Linked DNA regions of Homo sapiens: all the other regions are linked to region 2. Evidence: chromatin loops called from intact Hi-C (ENCODE). Cell type or tissue: mammary epithelial cell. All regions are shown on one strand. Links, peaks and the distances in the headings refer to the core of each region. The heading gives the core; the rest is flanking DNA.

The links. Hi-C counts contacts between places; a loop is a spot of excess contacts. Peaks named below come from ENCODE experiments on the same cell type or tissue, not always from the same donor. Only the 100,000 strongest peaks of a DNase experiment are listed, where the experiment ranks them.
Region 1: a loop joins it to region 2, with 8 times the contacts of the local background. A loop is called at or near these places in 3 of 110 quality-filtered maps.
Region 3: a loop joins it to region 2, with 6 times the contacts of the local background. A loop is called at or near these places in 12 of 110 quality-filtered maps.

What each region holds. Positions count from the first base shown.
Region 1 is chr6:11,919,025-11,924,203 of GRCh38, forward strand. No RefSeq gene overlaps it. Among named protein-coding and RNA genes, the nearest start is that of HIVEP1, 91 kb to the right of the region's middle. In mammary epithelial cell, for the core only: no CTCF peak of the experiment used is centred there; a DNase peak (open chromatin) is centred at 2,197; H3K27ac peaks cover 530 bases.
Region 2 is chr6:11,768,712-11,773,890 of GRCh38, forward strand. The region is part of intron 1 of ADTRP (androgen dependent TFPI regulating protein); the gene reads right to left. Among named protein-coding and RNA genes, the nearest start is that of ADTRP, 7.5 kb to the right of the region's middle. RefSeq lists enhancers at 1,253-1,776, 1,777-2,298, 2,185-2,479, 2,299-2,822. In mammary epithelial cell, for the core only: no CTCF peak of the experiment used is centred there; DNase peaks (open chromatin) are centred at 730, 2,200, 2,950, 3,910 and 1 weaker place; H3K4me3 peaks cover 670 bases; H3K27ac peaks cover 4,000 bases.
Region 3 is chr6:11,697,984-11,703,162 of GRCh38, forward strand. LOC340184 (a long non-coding RNA gene) reads left to right here. Exons shown (of 3, transcript XR_001743973.2): 2 at 2,200-2,280. Among named protein-coding and RNA genes, the nearest start is that of ADTRP, 78 kb to the right of the region's middle. In mammary epithelial cell, for the core only: a CTCF peak has its summit at 2,354 (motif pointing right); a DNase peak (open chromatin) is centred at 3,788.

The DNA of each region.
Region 1 (5,179 bases), core at 508-4,507, 150 kb after region 2:
GGCTCCTTGCAGGGGAGCCTGATTCTGAGGCTGGAAGCTGGGATGAGGGAGGGGTAAAGAGGGATGAGGGACCATTAGCTGTCTCTGCCGAGAGGATCTACAGTGAGGGACGTCTGGCAGATGACACAGTGGGGCTGGGCTGGAGATGACTTATTCCTGGATCACATTCGTGTTTAGATGATCAAGCCAAATCACAATTAGTTTAGTATTTTCTATCACCTAAACAGCTGCCTCAGGTCACCAGGCCAAAAGATGGGATATATGTGATTTTTTTTTTTAAGTTTCTGAAATACCAGGGCTTATTCATTCACTTCTGTTGCTGAGACAGTAGGCCTACCTCTTTTGTTGTAGTACAGATTGAACATTTCTAATCCAAAAATCCTAAATGCTCAAAACCCAAAACTTCATGGCTGCTGTTATGACACAAGTGGAAAATTCCACACTGGACCTCATGTGGCCAGCAGCAGTCAAAACACAAGTGCACCCCGCAAGGTTATCCAGCGTCCTTAAGGGAAAAATAAAATTACCTTCAGGCTTATGTGCATAAGGTGTATACGAAACATAAATGAATTTCCTGTTTAGTCTTGGGTCCCATCCCCAAGATATCTCATTATGCATATGCAAATATTCCAAAATCCAAAAAAATCCCAAAGTCAAATCCAGACGCTTTTGGTTCCAAGCATTTCGGATAAGGGATTCTCAACCTGAAACTGTTTTTAAAGAAAATTTCGAGGAGAAAAAAGCTGAGCAAATTCCACACTCCTTAAAAAAAAAAAAGGATCCAGACTTTTCTGTTTTGACCAGTTTGCTCTAATCACCCTCCTAAATTTTCCCGGAATGAACACCCTCAAGCAACCACTGGATTTTTCCTTCACCAGATGTTTGCCCAGAGGGCAAAAAGAAGAGTGACTAGTGAGCAGAGCAGATATTGCAGCCTGCTGTCTCCAACCCAGCGGCCGTAACTCAACTTTCAAAGGGACAACTGTGGACTCCTCATGGAAGTCTGCATAGAGTAAGATGGCTTCATATCTTCCTGGGTTTGAACCTGCTTGACTTTGAGCCAGCTATTTAAACTCTCTCAGCTTTCACGTTCTCACCTGAATAAAGGGATTGATAACAATACCTGCCTCACAGAGGTGTCGTCAAAGTACTTTGCATGGTGTCTGTGACATAGTGAACAGTCGTCTAGGATGACTAGTCAATGCATCTAGTCAATGCTAGCAGCTACTATCATTATTATTCGCACTCTACACAGCCAGTGTGGGGATTAATGGCATGATGTGCTTTGAGAGGGAAATTTCTCACTAAGCCTATTTTTTGTTTATTTGTTTGTTTAAGAGACAAGATCTCCCTCTGGAACCCGGGCTGGAATACAGTGGCACACTCATACCTCACTGCAGCCTTGAACTCCTGGGCTCAAGCGATTCTCCCACCTCAGCTTCCTGAACAGCTGGGAATACAGGCGCACCTCACCACACCCAGCTTCAGTCAGCCTGTTCTTGATGCCTGGAGTCCCTTATTAGAGAACTTCTCTGGTTTCCTAAATATTGTTCCTTATTTAAAATGCAACTTAGCACCTCCAGAAGTGTCTGTAGTGCTCTCTTGTCCCCATAAATGAGTTAGTTGTGTTCCAAGATGCATTCTACCATGGGCTGAGTGTCCTGGGTTTCTCAAGACGTATATTTCAATGTTAGGGCATATGTACACAGGCAGTTTTGGTAGGGCCCAACCTTCTTGTATATGTCAGTGCATAAGCATGGTGTGATACAGAGATGCTTAACCCGTGGGCCCCAAAACAGGGCATTAGGAGATCTGTGAGTCCCTCGATATTAGATGCAAAATTGCCTTGGTGCCCTTGTACCTCTTTGGAACCAGGAAATCCATAGCTTTTATTGGATTCTCAAAGGGCTCTATGGTTAAAGATTCATGATCATGGGAACAGCTACCTGGAACCAGCCCTCCACAGCCTCTTTCAGGTATGGTGGGTTTGCAAGGGGGCTTGGAGAGATCTTGAGGTGGTATTCCAGTCTGGGGGCAGGAAGGGATGGGTGGAGAGGCAAAGCGATGAGATCAGTGACAGTCAGATAAGCCCAAGGGCCCTGGGTGTCCTGGTGTGTCAGGGTGAGAGAGCAGACCCATACAGAGCCAAGCCAAACCCTGCTGACTCACAGCTTTCCTCTGGAAGCTGCCCTGCAGTGAGCGTGCAGACAGAGCTTCCAAGCAGCCCGAGAAGGAGCAAGAGCTTTCTCAGCAGGCAAGGGCGAGGCTGAGGCTGAGAGTGGAGCCTCTGGCCCTGGTGCAATCCTGAGCCTCAGGGGCACTGAGTTCTAGGCCCAGCTGCCATCTGATCTCGCACCAGTTCCTCCATCTACAAAGAAGGGGATTGAGGGGCTGACACTAGAGGTTCCTTAAAGTTTCTTCTGATTCGAAAAGAATGATTCTAATGATCCCATAAGCTTCCTCTTTGAGTATTTCTTACCCAGGAGGAAAATCTGACAGATTCAGGTTTTATGAAGCCTGAAGTGTATACAATTTGGGGATAGAGTTACCAGAGAAATTCCTGATGCCCAGTTAAATCTGAATTTCAGCCAAACAAATCAGAAAATGTTAATACATATATGTCCCAAATATCGCTCATGACATACTTATACTAAAAGGTTATTCACTGTTTACCTGATTTTCACATGTAACTGTGAGTCCTGAATTTTATTTGGTAACTCTGACAACTGTAGTTGGAATGAATTCTAAGTAAAAGAACATAAAATTAGGATTACAGAATTAAATACAAATGTGAAGGTTTATTGGAATGAGAAAAGTAATCACAGGAAGTCACCGGAGCTTTGAAGATTTAGGCCTGTTTCAGCAATTGGAACATTCTGCAACTCCTGGAACTCACAGGGATCCCCAGTAAGTGAGAGGCCTCAAGCCTCAGGTTTATAAGCATCACAGCCAATTCACATTTCCTGGGATGTTGGCGTCTTTTCTAAAGCCTTCTCTATTTATTACCCTAGTTTCATTGGTTCTCATGGCAGCCTCTCAAATTATACAATTGGGTATTTTTGTAACTCCATCTCTTCATCTCTTATTTTTTAGTCTTTTTTTTTATCTATTGGAGTTTGGATTTTTAGCTTTTCAATTTCATGGAAAAAACAGATTTTAAATAATATTTATGAAACAGTATAAGCCTTGCAGTTTAGACTATTTTAGAAACATCAGATTATATTAGTTATATGGGCAACTGGTAATTTTATTGTCTACATTTTATAAAGTCTAAAAAGAGAAACAAGGAATAATAAATTTTTCTTTCACTTAGAAACTGCTTTAGAGGAACATTTAATTTTGACTGTAGCCTGCAGATATGTCAAGATCTTTGTGTACATAAACACATATGCATATGTATATGTTCCTGAATGCTATGCAGGATTACCTTAAAGCATAACTAAGTCCTCCAAAATGATTGACCAGTAGGAAATCAGTCAAATTAGACAAAATTGTTCTGTCCTAAGCATATATTAAAATGTTTATGAGTAAAATGTATGTATATTTTAATTATCATAAATGAAGTATCCATGGAAGATATTTTGTTATCTTTCATTTTAAATTTGAACTAGTAGGTTCAATTTTTTTCTTATTGAAAGAAAGTATTCTTGAGCACTGTTACACAGATTTCACATTATTATAGCAGATAATGTTTTTGGCCTTGAAAATTCTTAATCTCTTCCTAATGATGGTAGCAATTGGCTTAAAATGTAATGTGATAGAAAATTAAAGTGACTATAAAAGAAAATAAAAGTAATTTAAGATGGAAGAAAAATGTAGAACAAGATAAGCAGAAAGAAATAGAGATGAAATACCAAGAAATTAAATCTATTTTGCAATTTTTGAAAAATGGCTTGAAATAAGTTGTATAATGTATTAGTGGATCCACAGTGGTAACTGAATAAACTAGTTCACTATTCTGGATATACCAGTTTAATAATGTCATAATTTGTGCAGCCATTTGCTTGCTTTTTCCCTCTAAAATATTTAAGGCACTCCACTTGGCTGTATGTGTATAAGCATGTAATGATGGCGGTGGTGGTGGTGCTGGAATGTATAGCTGTGTGTAAGCATGTAGTCATTGTGATGGCAGTGATGGTGTGTGTGTGTGCGTGTGTGTGTGTGGTAATTGTGGTAGGGCTGGTGAATACCATATAACTTCTCTAATTACTTCATGATATTCATCTTGCTTTTTATTGTACAAATTAATAATTATAATTAAGTATTACTAAGGCTTTCTTTTTCTGAAATATTTAACAAGGAGTAGAATTATATCATCTTTAATCTTTAAATTTGCCTTTCTTTTTGAAAAGGCGATTAATTAAATGCTCAGTAGATATTTATACTATCTTAAGGTTCCCAACTTTTCTTCGTGCTTTCAATTAGCTTATTTCTTGTATAGGTAATTATCTGGGCATCTTTTATGCATGCATATGGAATGTTTGTGATTTTTTGTTTTTAAACTGAGTATACAACTGCTGATGAAATTTTTATCCATGTATACAGCTTTAGCTAGGGGAAAGTAAGTAACAAATATTGCCTCACCAAAGTACTTCTCCTTATTGTCTGACCCAAAGATATTCTACAGCTTAAAGTTGCTGAAAACATCGGCCTCTTCTTTTAGGACTATAATCTCTTTACTTACTACGCTGCTAATATATTTGTTCTTTCTCTGAGTGTATCTGCCCCAAGTTTGGTTATTATTTAGTCAGCCACTTGTCATTGTATGAGGTCATTGCATTTTCAAAATTCTTCTTAATTACAGTTATTCAACTTTATGTATAGCAGATTTCTGGAAATCCTGTTCTCCAACTTTGCACAATAAATCCTAATATAAATTAGCTGCAGGAAATGATGCTTCACTGAAAGGCTTATACATATATATATATAGCTAAAGACAAGAATTGCGGGATACATTTTCCATCTTTTGGAAATATGCAAAAGTGTAATTTGAAGGTAACTATTTGCATGCACAAAGATACGCTGTTTCAATAATAGCTCAAAAATAATGCATTATACAGCATTTGAACACTAAAATGAACATTACATTTAGCAATAAGAGAAATCTATGTATTGGTCTTGAAAACATGCAAGGCTTTTATTGTTTGTTATGGGAGTTTTCAGATGCAAGAAGATGTTT
Region 2 (5,179 bases), core at 601-4,600:
GGAAGAACCAAATAAACAGCTCAAAGGCAAAGAGGCAGATACAGGGTGGACAGAGTCAGGAGTCTTCCTGGGAAGGAAAATTAGGAAAAATGCCTAGTGCTGAAATCTCACTAGAGAAACTGGAATCAGGTCAAGAGGACCACCACGAATCTCTGTGCTCTCCCAAGAAAGGCACACAAAAGGGTGCCTTGCTCAGCCGAAGAAGAGCCGGTGCACTTTCTTCCTTAAATAGGGCACCTGCAGGCCTCACCGAGACAATCTGGCCGTGGCAGCAATTTAAATCCAAGGGGATAGAGCAAGCCATGAGCGCTGGTGGGTTACTAAGTGCTGTGTGGCCCCCAAAGCCAGGAGAAAGAGAAGGAGGGTATTTTTCAAGAAAGTAATACGATATGGAAGGCAAGCTTTGTACATTCTTGTTGCTTTGTACAGTTCTGTGGTTTCTCATTTAAGAACTGGTAGGTCATGAAGATATGGAGTTTGGGGGGTGGGGTTAAGTTAGGCTTGCGACAGAATCCATCCAAATCCTTGAAAGCCCTGGACTGGTACAAGAGGGGTGGTCTGGACTCTGCTTTTAGGGTATAAGTCAGGAAGGTTCTAGAGCCTGGGGAGCTGGGCTGGGGATTGATCAAGGTGGCTGTTGGGGAACAATCTTTGAGCTCTGGACTCTAGGAAAGACCTAGCAAAGTCAGCCACATGCTGCTCCTGGGCTGAGGGCGTAGGCAGGAAATGATACAGAGGTGGGTCAGACCAGCTACACCCATCACCCAGGAGCTTGTTAGAAATGCAGGACCTCCATCCTATCCCAGACTACGGAATCAAAATCTCTGGAAATGGGGTCCAAGAGTTTGTTTTTTAAGAAGCTTCTCCAGAGCTTGTTAAAGATTGTTTATCTGGGTGGGATGAGGGGAGAAATTGAAAAACTACCTATTGGGTACTAAGCTGATTACCCGGGTCACAAAATAATCTATACTTATATAACAAACCTGCAAATGTACCCTTGAATGTAAAATAAAAGTTAAAAAAAAAAAAGAAATTTTTGGCCAACCTTATTAAGATACACTTTACAGAATATAAAATATAGATTTTAAATGTAGAAAAAGATTATTTAATCTTTATGTAGGCTAAAGCTAGAACCACTGAATGAGACCCAAGTTTAGCCCTCAAAAATCTTACTACTCAAAGCTATAAAGCGGACTTTTATTCATTACTTGGTATGTGCCAGGCACTGAACTGTGTTTCATTCTCATAACAACCTTACGAGCCAAGTCCTATCATTAGACTCCCCCGCCCACCACCATTTTACAAACGAGGAAACAAACCTGCCTAAAGCTTCCTGGCTGGTAGATGTCAAACCCAGCAGTCCTGTTCTTGAGCTAGACTTCGAAAAAATAAAAAAAATTATCAGGTTTCTGAGCGTAGTTCAGATAAAGCATTGTGGGAGGTCAGAAGAGAGACAATTATCTCCAGGTGGGAGAATGAACGACCACTTCACAAACCACCGCTGCCTGGTTCCCACCCCCAGAGATTCTAATGTAATCAGTCTGGGGCTAGGGCCTAGGGGTTGGGATTTTTAAAATCCTCCCAGGTGATTCTAATCACGGGCAGCTGAGGCTGAGAACCACCTGCCTGGAGGAACTTCCGTTTGGAAATTCAGACCCTGCAGTCTCAAGAGAGGCGGGGCTGGGGAGATGCAGGCTGTTGAGCCCTCCTGTGGAACAAGATTGCAGGAAAGGGAGAGAGGAGAGGGGAGAACAGAAAAGCAGGCAGCAGACAGCAGGGAAAGGTCCTTGTCTAAGGGACAGGAAGGGAAAGGGACATAAAGGTACTAAAGAACGGCCGGGGGTAGAAGAGCCAGAAGATAGGAAATCATGGGCCCTGGGGTGGAGGAGCTTTCGAACCAGAAAGGGGTGTCCCAGGGAGGGGTGGGGCAACAGCTTTAAATGGCAGGAAGGGGTTGCCACCCTAATACTTCTCATTATTGCTGGTGATTTTGACATTCACACCCTCAGGGCTGCAGAATTTGGATGTGTAGTCATTTGCACAGGGAGTTGGGAGAAGTTCCCTCCTCTCTCCCTCCCCCACCAGTAGCCTCGCCTCACCCTGGTTTCACTTCCAGCCGCTCAGGCCGCAGCAGGCCAGGCTGCTGCTGTAGTTAGGAAGAGCAGGCACAGGCTTGGGCCCAGGGGAAGAGGCCTGCGCTGTTCTATCAGCAGGGCAATTAATCCCATCCTGAGCCTGGGCCAGGCCTTCCCTCTCTGGGGAGAGGCCGCCTCCGCCCGGCGTGTGAAGTCCATGTGACCTGCTTTCCTCAGGCTGGAGCTTCCTAGAGTCATCGTGAGTCAAGCTCCTCCTGACTTTCTCCTGCCTCTCCCAGTCACAGGATGTGGAAATCGGATTGGGGGAAAGAACGCATTACTCAGATCCTCCGGGCCTTCTCCATCAATAAAAACTTGCTTTACACCTCCAACTTGTCAATCCCCTCTCCCTCTCCACCCCAGCTCACGGTTACTTCTCAGGCTTATGGCACACGGGCCTCTCTAGGTGCCCACGGTGTGTGCCAGGCAGCCCTGTCGCCATCGAGCTTACTCAACATTGAGGCGTCTTTGTCCGAATTCACCACAAGCAGGTGGAACCCCCGCGTGGGGGCTCAGGAGGGAGGCACTAGGGAGCCGCCAAGGAAAAGAAACCTGCAAGAGCTGGGGCGTGAAGGGGCTGCCAGGAGCAGCTGGGGCACACGGAGAGCGAGAGAGCCTCTCCCAGGCTCCATGGGGAGGCTTCCAGGAGGGCAGCAGGGACAGGTGTGGATCAGCCCATCCCACCCGAACGGTCTGCTTATTCTCCAAAGACGATGCAATGTTTATAAAACTCAGGATGAGCTTGACTCACGATAACAGACGGAGCGATCAGGGGAGGCAATGTTAGCTGTTATGGGCTAATTTATATCCCCCACCAACCACCACCAAATTCATATGTCGAAATCCTAACCTCCAGGACCTCAGAATATGACTGTATTAAAGTGGTGATGAAGTTAAAATGAGGTCACGATGGTGCACCCTAATTCACTATGACTGGTGTCCTTATCAGAAAGGGAGATGAGGACTACAGACACACACAGAGGGAAGACCACGTGAGGGCACAGGGAGAAGGCGGCCATCTGCAAGCCAAGGACAGAGGCCTCAGGAGAAACCGACCTTGCCCACATCTTCAACTTCCAGCCTCCAGAACTATGAGAAAATCAATTTCTGTTGTGTAAGCCCAGTCCATGGTAGTTTGTTACGGCAGCCCTAGGAAACTATACAGTAGCATTAAAATATGATCGCCACAACTGGTCTTCTTTTGAGACTCTTACAACAAAATTACTATCATTTACATTTCACAGCTATTTTGGCCGCCCAGAAAAGCCCAGACGTAACGGCATCTACTTATTCTAAGTTTATTTCAGACCTGCTGCTCCCTGATTTATCCTTTCTCCTGGTTCTTCCCTAATTCTGTTCCCACTGCGTGTTCCGTGCCTTTTCCTGAAATGCTGCTTCTGAGTTCGTTAGCTGTCTTTTGTTTCTGTTGCTAGCTGACAAACTAACACCTGCGACAAAGCTGAATTGACACTTTTAAATAACTAATGCAATTCAAAAAACTGCAGTTAAAGGATATTTAGTTTTTACATTCATGTGTTTTCACAAACCCACAAAAATCTTCAAATCGTGGAAGCTTAGCCTTTCCAAGTCATCAAGCTTATCTCTTGCCTTTAAGCCAGAGCCCTCTCTCTTTAAACTACCTTAGGAAATGAGAATTTCTTCTATTTAAAAAGTAATTCCAGGGAGGGAGATTCCACAAGTTTCCTGAGCAAGACATTACAAGTCTTATTGGATGAGTCAAGTAATCCAACACCTAACTCAGGACTGTGCCTGACTCAGCCAGGCGGGACTTTCTTATTTCTCTCCTTTGAAATGATGCAAGAATTTGCGGTGGAAGACTACACCAGAAGAAAACAGCAATTGGGGGCTGTGATGAGTCCTTTATATAACAGTGGTGGTTGTGTTTGGGGCAGGTACTTTGCCAAGTATATCTGTATTCGTATGGAATATAGGATTTCTGTCATCATTCATACACATTTAACTTAAGAAACTGAGATTAAAGGATGCAATAAAGAACACAGGAGGAGAAAGAATGTGCAGAACCACAGTTTGGAATAATGAAGAGAAAAATGAGACCAAGAGCATCAAGGGACAGGTTGGAAAGAAGTACCAGAATGCTTGGCCAATGTCGCATAGCTGAGGACAACGGGCTTCAGTACAGCAGTAGGGTGGCTGTGGGATAAAACACCTTCATGATGGGATGGCCTCATGCCTGTTAGAACCATGTTCTGGTCATTCACTCATTCAACCAACATTCACGGAATGTCAGTTAGGTACAGAAATTGTCGGTGAGGTATCAGAACATAATACAGGCCAGGGAAAGCTCTGTGTTAGTGTCTTTATCTGGAATTAGGAAAAGAAGAAGTGGAAGAAGATGATGAGGAGAAGGGGGAGGAGGAAGAGGAGGGAGAGAAACCTTTTCTGTATGTTTGGTATTTTACACGATGCAGGTCAGGTTCCGTGGGAAACAATCTGAGATTCTGAGATGTGCCTGCAGGATGTTCACTGAAGAACGCTCTCAGACATCTATGAGAGGCAAAAAGGGAGAAGGATTGAAGTGGGGGAGGCTAAGTGCTGGGCAGTTGCATGGAATCAGCTGATCCCTTGAGGAGCTCTGAGCTGAGCTGCTCGTTCAGAGCTGTCCGGGAGTGCAGCATTTGCACCCCATATTGGATGCCAGTTATGGCAGGCAGCAACGCCAGGGAGGGACCTAAACCTTGGTCGAGGCAGCTCCCTTCTGCTGAGGGCAATTCTGGGAGGGGATCTCAGCTTTGCACCATCAGCAGCCAACACTCCTGAGAGCTGGGGACTGAGTACCTCAGCGCTGGGGAGGTATGAGGATCTGGGTGCCTTATCAGAGTATCCACTGCACATGAGAAAACTGAAGCACAGAGAAGTTAGGCAAGTCACTCAAAATCACACAGCAAGTGAGCACAGCCAGTGTTCTGGTTTCAGAAGCCAGGTCTTCAATCACTCATCTCTATACTGCGTCCAAAGAACCTACCAAAATGCTGTCATAGTTACTTGCTCAATAATTTATAGCT
Region 3 (5,179 bases), core at 508-4,507, 71 kb before region 2:
TTACACTATTTTATCAAGTCTTAAATATTGCCTTAAAACTTAATATCCTAGGGCAACAAATACTTATAATCTCAAAATTCCTGTGGGTCAGGAATCTGGGAGCATATTAACTGAGTGATTCCAGCTCAGGGTCTCTCAGGATGTTGCAGTGGAGACATCAGTCAGGGCTGGGTCTTTCTAAGGCTTACCCGAGGCTGAAGGACCCTGGCTAAGGTCATTCATGAAACTCTCAAAAGAGCCTCTGCTTCTCACCACGTGGTCTTCTTTATCCAGGGCTGCTCAAGACCTGGCTACTGGTGTCCCCCAGAGCAAGTGAGATTGAGAGAGCCACCAAGACAGAAGCTGATTATCTTTTATGCGCTAATCTTGGGAATGGCATACCATCTCTTCTGCCATATTTTATTGGTCACACAGAGCAACTGTGGTACGATGTGGGAGGGGGAGTGTGTCAGGGTGTGGATATCAGGAGATGGAGTCATCTGGGGCCATCTTGGAAGCTGCCTGCCACAAACTCCTACAGTTCAATAAGACAAGCAAAAAACAAACCCCAAGCAGAAAAATGAACAAGAGATATAAGGAGACACGTATAACTAAATCCATGTATAGTAAAGATAAGGACAAAGGTGTATCTTTATGTTAAAATACATCATAAACATCAAAAGATGCTTGACCTCGCTCAAATTAAGAATAATGTAACTTAAAACTGTATTGGGGCACCATTTCTACCCATAAGATTGGTAAAGATAAAACACAAAGTTCTAACTCACGGTATAGTTGAGAATTTGGGGAAACAGAGCCTCATATTTTGTCAGCGAGCGTAGACTTTGGTAAAACCTCTATGAAGAATAATTTGGCAATAACTATCAAAAGTAAAAATATACATATCCTTTGATCCAATAATTTCACTTCTAGGAATTTATTCTAAGTATATTCTGGCACACGTGCAAAAATGATGTCTGCAAGAAGATATTTATTGCAGCATTGACTTGTAATAGTAAAAGATTGGAAACCATCTGAATTTCTATCAATAGAGAATTGATTAAATAAATTATGGTAATATACATACATATAATAGAATTCTATGCATCTCTTGAAAAAGAATGAAGCAGCCCTCTTTACACTGATTTAGGATTTTCTCCAACAGGTACTGAAAGATGTAAAAGCAAGGCACTGAACTGCGTGTCATCATTTGTGAGAAAAATACATACATGCTTGCATGTGAACCGAATATCTCTACAAGTATATCCAAAGGGTTGATACTTGTAGCTGTTTTGTAGAAGGGAACCAGGTGTGTACGGTGTAGGAGTGTGAGGGAGACTTACCTGTTATGCATTTGTTATTGTATATGTTGAATTCTATACTATGTACATGTATCAACCACTCAAAAATAACTTAAAAATACATTTCTAAAAAGCATACCATAAGCCTGGGCAACGTAGGGAGTACCCTGTCTCTACAAAAAATTTAAAAATTAGCCTCTTATGGTGGCACATCCCTGTAGTCCCAGCTACTGAGGAGGCTGAGGCGAGAGGATTGTTTGAGCCCAGGAGGTCGAGGCTGCAGTGAGCTGTGATTGTGCCACTGCATTCCAGTCTGGGTGATAGAGAGAGACCCTGTCTCAATAAAAAATAAAAAATAAAAATAAAAATAAAATAAAATAAAATAAATAAAAGGATATAGTAATGACCTGAAATTTAGGTGCCCTGATCTAAGTTGGCATCAATAGAAATAAAGAGAAGTAGAGCTGGCAGGACATGATGAATCATTGGATTGGACAGTGGGAGAAGGAAGAGTTCAACTTGATGATCCACTTCTTGCTACAGGCACCCGAGTAGATGGAAGATAGGGAACCTAGGAGAATACCTCTGATAAGAAAACTTATGTATTTGATAAAATGATTAAAGTTTATAGAAAAAAATACATTTTTAAAAAGTCAAGGCTGTTCTTTTTTATACTCTACTATAAGCTTCTTGCAACTAGATGTTATATTATAAATTTTCTTATAGCTCTTACAGTACTTAGAATGGTGTCTTACTTGTTATAGATGCCCCATAAATATTTGTTAGATGAGTGTCTGAAAATCAAATTTCTAAAACACTGTTTTATCTTTTCAGAAGGTGGATTAACTATTTGCCTAAATGCAAAGTGTGAGCATCAAAGAGGTTGAAAATGTAATATCTCATTATGTCTTTACTCAAGGGTGAGGAGAAAAGATGAAGAACAGTGGAGAAAAGTGGAGAAAAGATGAAGTTTATGCAGCAAATTGCTAACTGGAACAAGGTATAGAATTTTCAAAACACAAGATAATTAGTTTTACTATCTCTTAAAAAAAAGAAGAGTCCATTTAGCCACCAGAGGGCTCTCATCTTCCCATTTAATAACAGGCCTAGACCCAAACATGAGATAATGTAAACATGCAGTTGAAAACCAGAAGAGAATATATATATATATATATATATATATATATATATGTTCAACTGCATTTTTTCATTTTATATTTTGTATATATAAAATACACACATATATAGGTATTTCCTTTCCTCCCCATGAAATGTATACTACAATTGTAAAAACATCCTGCCAAGCCTTCTTATCACAACATAAGAAGATAGAAATTCATCAAATGTGCTTGAAATACTCTATCTCCAAATATCAAGGAGGGCCTCCTTGTATTTTGTTAATTGCAAAATGAGGCCAGGCGCTGAGGCTTACGCCTATAATTCCAACAATTTGGGAGGCCGAGGAGGGTGGATCACCTGAGGTCAGGAGTTTGAAACCAGCCTGGCCAACATGGCGAAATCCCGTTTCTATTAAAAATACAAAAATTAGCCAGGTGTGGTGGCGAGTGCCTTTAATCCCAGCTACTCGGGAGGCTGAGGCATGAGAATTGCTTGAACCCAGGAGGTAGAGATTGCAGTGAGCCGAGATCACGCCACTGCACTCCAGCCAGGGTGACAGAGCAATAGTCCATCTCAAATAATAATAATAATAATAATAATAATAATAATAATAATAACAATAATAAAACAAAAAAGCAAAATGAATTTGTCTCTAGGGCTCTGTAAGGCCACGACTGCTTAGGAGGCATTCCTATACACCAGTGGGAAGAAGGAGGGCGCTGCAATGGACTGCTTTTCCTTTGTGTAAGCCTCCTGAAATTGGGTTATGTGTTGAAATGTTAATGCTTTGCATAGACTTAGAGGGTTCTAAAATCTAGGATTTCTAGACTCCATGGCATTTACAATATTTCATTGCCTTCCTTTATTTTTATTGTGTTGGGACTTCAAGTTGGGGAATGGGTGCTGGAACATGTGATTTGGGACCCTCTTGTTGATGCTGTGAAGCCATGCGGACAGTAAGGGAGCTTCCCTTCCATGAACGCCTTCTGCATCCTAGTCCTGCCATCAGGTCCCCTTCCATGAACGCCATCTGCATCCTAGTGCTGCCATCAGCTCCCCTTGCATGAACGCCTTCTGCATCCTAGTCCTGTCATCAACTCCCCTTCCGTGAATGCCGTCTGCATCGTAGTGCTGCCATCAGCTCCTCTATACTATGATTTCACACTACCTCTCCCAGGTGTTCAAATTATGACCCATAAGTAGCCTCCACTGGATTAGTAGAGGCTTTTAGTTAAGAGAACAGAGAAAGAAACGGGTATTTATTGGATGCTAACACTGGGCAGAATGTCCTCAGCCTATTATTATTATCAACATCATCATCCTTCTTCTCAGTAGCACTAACACAAAGCAGGTATTGCGTTCCTCCTCTATATATGAGGAAACCTAGCTCTGAAAGGTTGAATGAGTCACCCAAGATGGCAAATGCTGTGGAAATGGGACTAACCGAATTTAGAGTATCTGTAAAGCTTATGTTCTTTCACTCTGACGCTTTAGTATCCCCGCGATGTGAACATATACTTTGGGCTTTCTTTGTCCCTGGGATACCACCAGCTGTCTATGGCATTCAGGGGTCTCTGGGGCCATAGCTTGTAGGTGGAGCTTTGAGGCAGCATGTCCGATGGCTGTGCAATGTCCACTGAGAATGTGGCTTAATGGTGGTTGCAGTAACACGACAGGGGCCCCTCTACATGTGTGGTAGGAAGGGAAGGATAGTGCCTCCTCAACCCTTCATCCTTCACAGGAGGAAGACATGGTGGCCCACAGCTGAGAGAACGCATGCTCAGGGATTTTCCCTGACTGCTCCTTGCCTTAAGCAATGTCATATGAACAGGCTGGTGGCATAGGGTTGGTTGTGAAATCTGTAGCCATGCAGGACAGTGGCCTTCAGTAGCTTGTTCAGGAGGCCACGCCCCAGACCACCATCTGGTAGGCACCACTAGCCATATGAGACCATGTGCCAAATGCAGACCTGTGCAGAGCAGACGGGGAGCCCTGTAGCCTGGCCTCTGAGACAGAGCCTGTGGAACACCAAGTCCCCTCACTGTCATGCGTGGAATAGTCTCCAACATGAATTTTCAAAGAAACACTCATACAGACAGAGTTTTCTTTCTGAAATCTGCTCCATGAATGGCTTCATCCTAGGGAGGAGAGACTGTTGTTTCCTTGATGGGATGATGTGGGATTTGGGGAGACTCTTGAATGAAAAGAGGAGAGTTTGGCAAGCAGAAGCGGAAGGATTATTATAGGCCTATGAGTCACAGACACTGCAGGCAAACGACGCAGAGAGTGGAGGGTGGGAGGATCCAGAGAAAGGAGGTGAGGCCAGGGGAGCCAAGGAAGAGTGTAGCAGTCAGGGATCTCCAGAGAAGCTGGATCAATGGGATGTGTATGTACCTAGAAAGAGATTTATTTTAAGGGCTTGGTTCCCGTGATGATGGAGGCTGGCAAGTCCCAAATTATCAGGGCAGGCCAGCAGGCTGGAGACCCAGGAGAGAGCCAGGCCACAGTTCAAGTCCAAAGGTCATTTGTTGGCACAATTCCCACAAGGTGCCTCCCTGGCTCCAGTAGTCTGGGCTCTTGCTAAGGAAGTGCACTGAGGTCCCAGGGAGACAGGAGACAGCTCCACCAGAAAGCTTTGCAGGGGCATCTGAGCCGTTCCCAGAGCCTGGCTCCACACTCCACCCCAAAGTCACCTCTGCTATTGCACCCAAAGGGACCAGGCAGTTGGTCATGCCATAAAATGTGCTGAGCACTTGCATGGCTGGGCAGTGGCTTTGCAA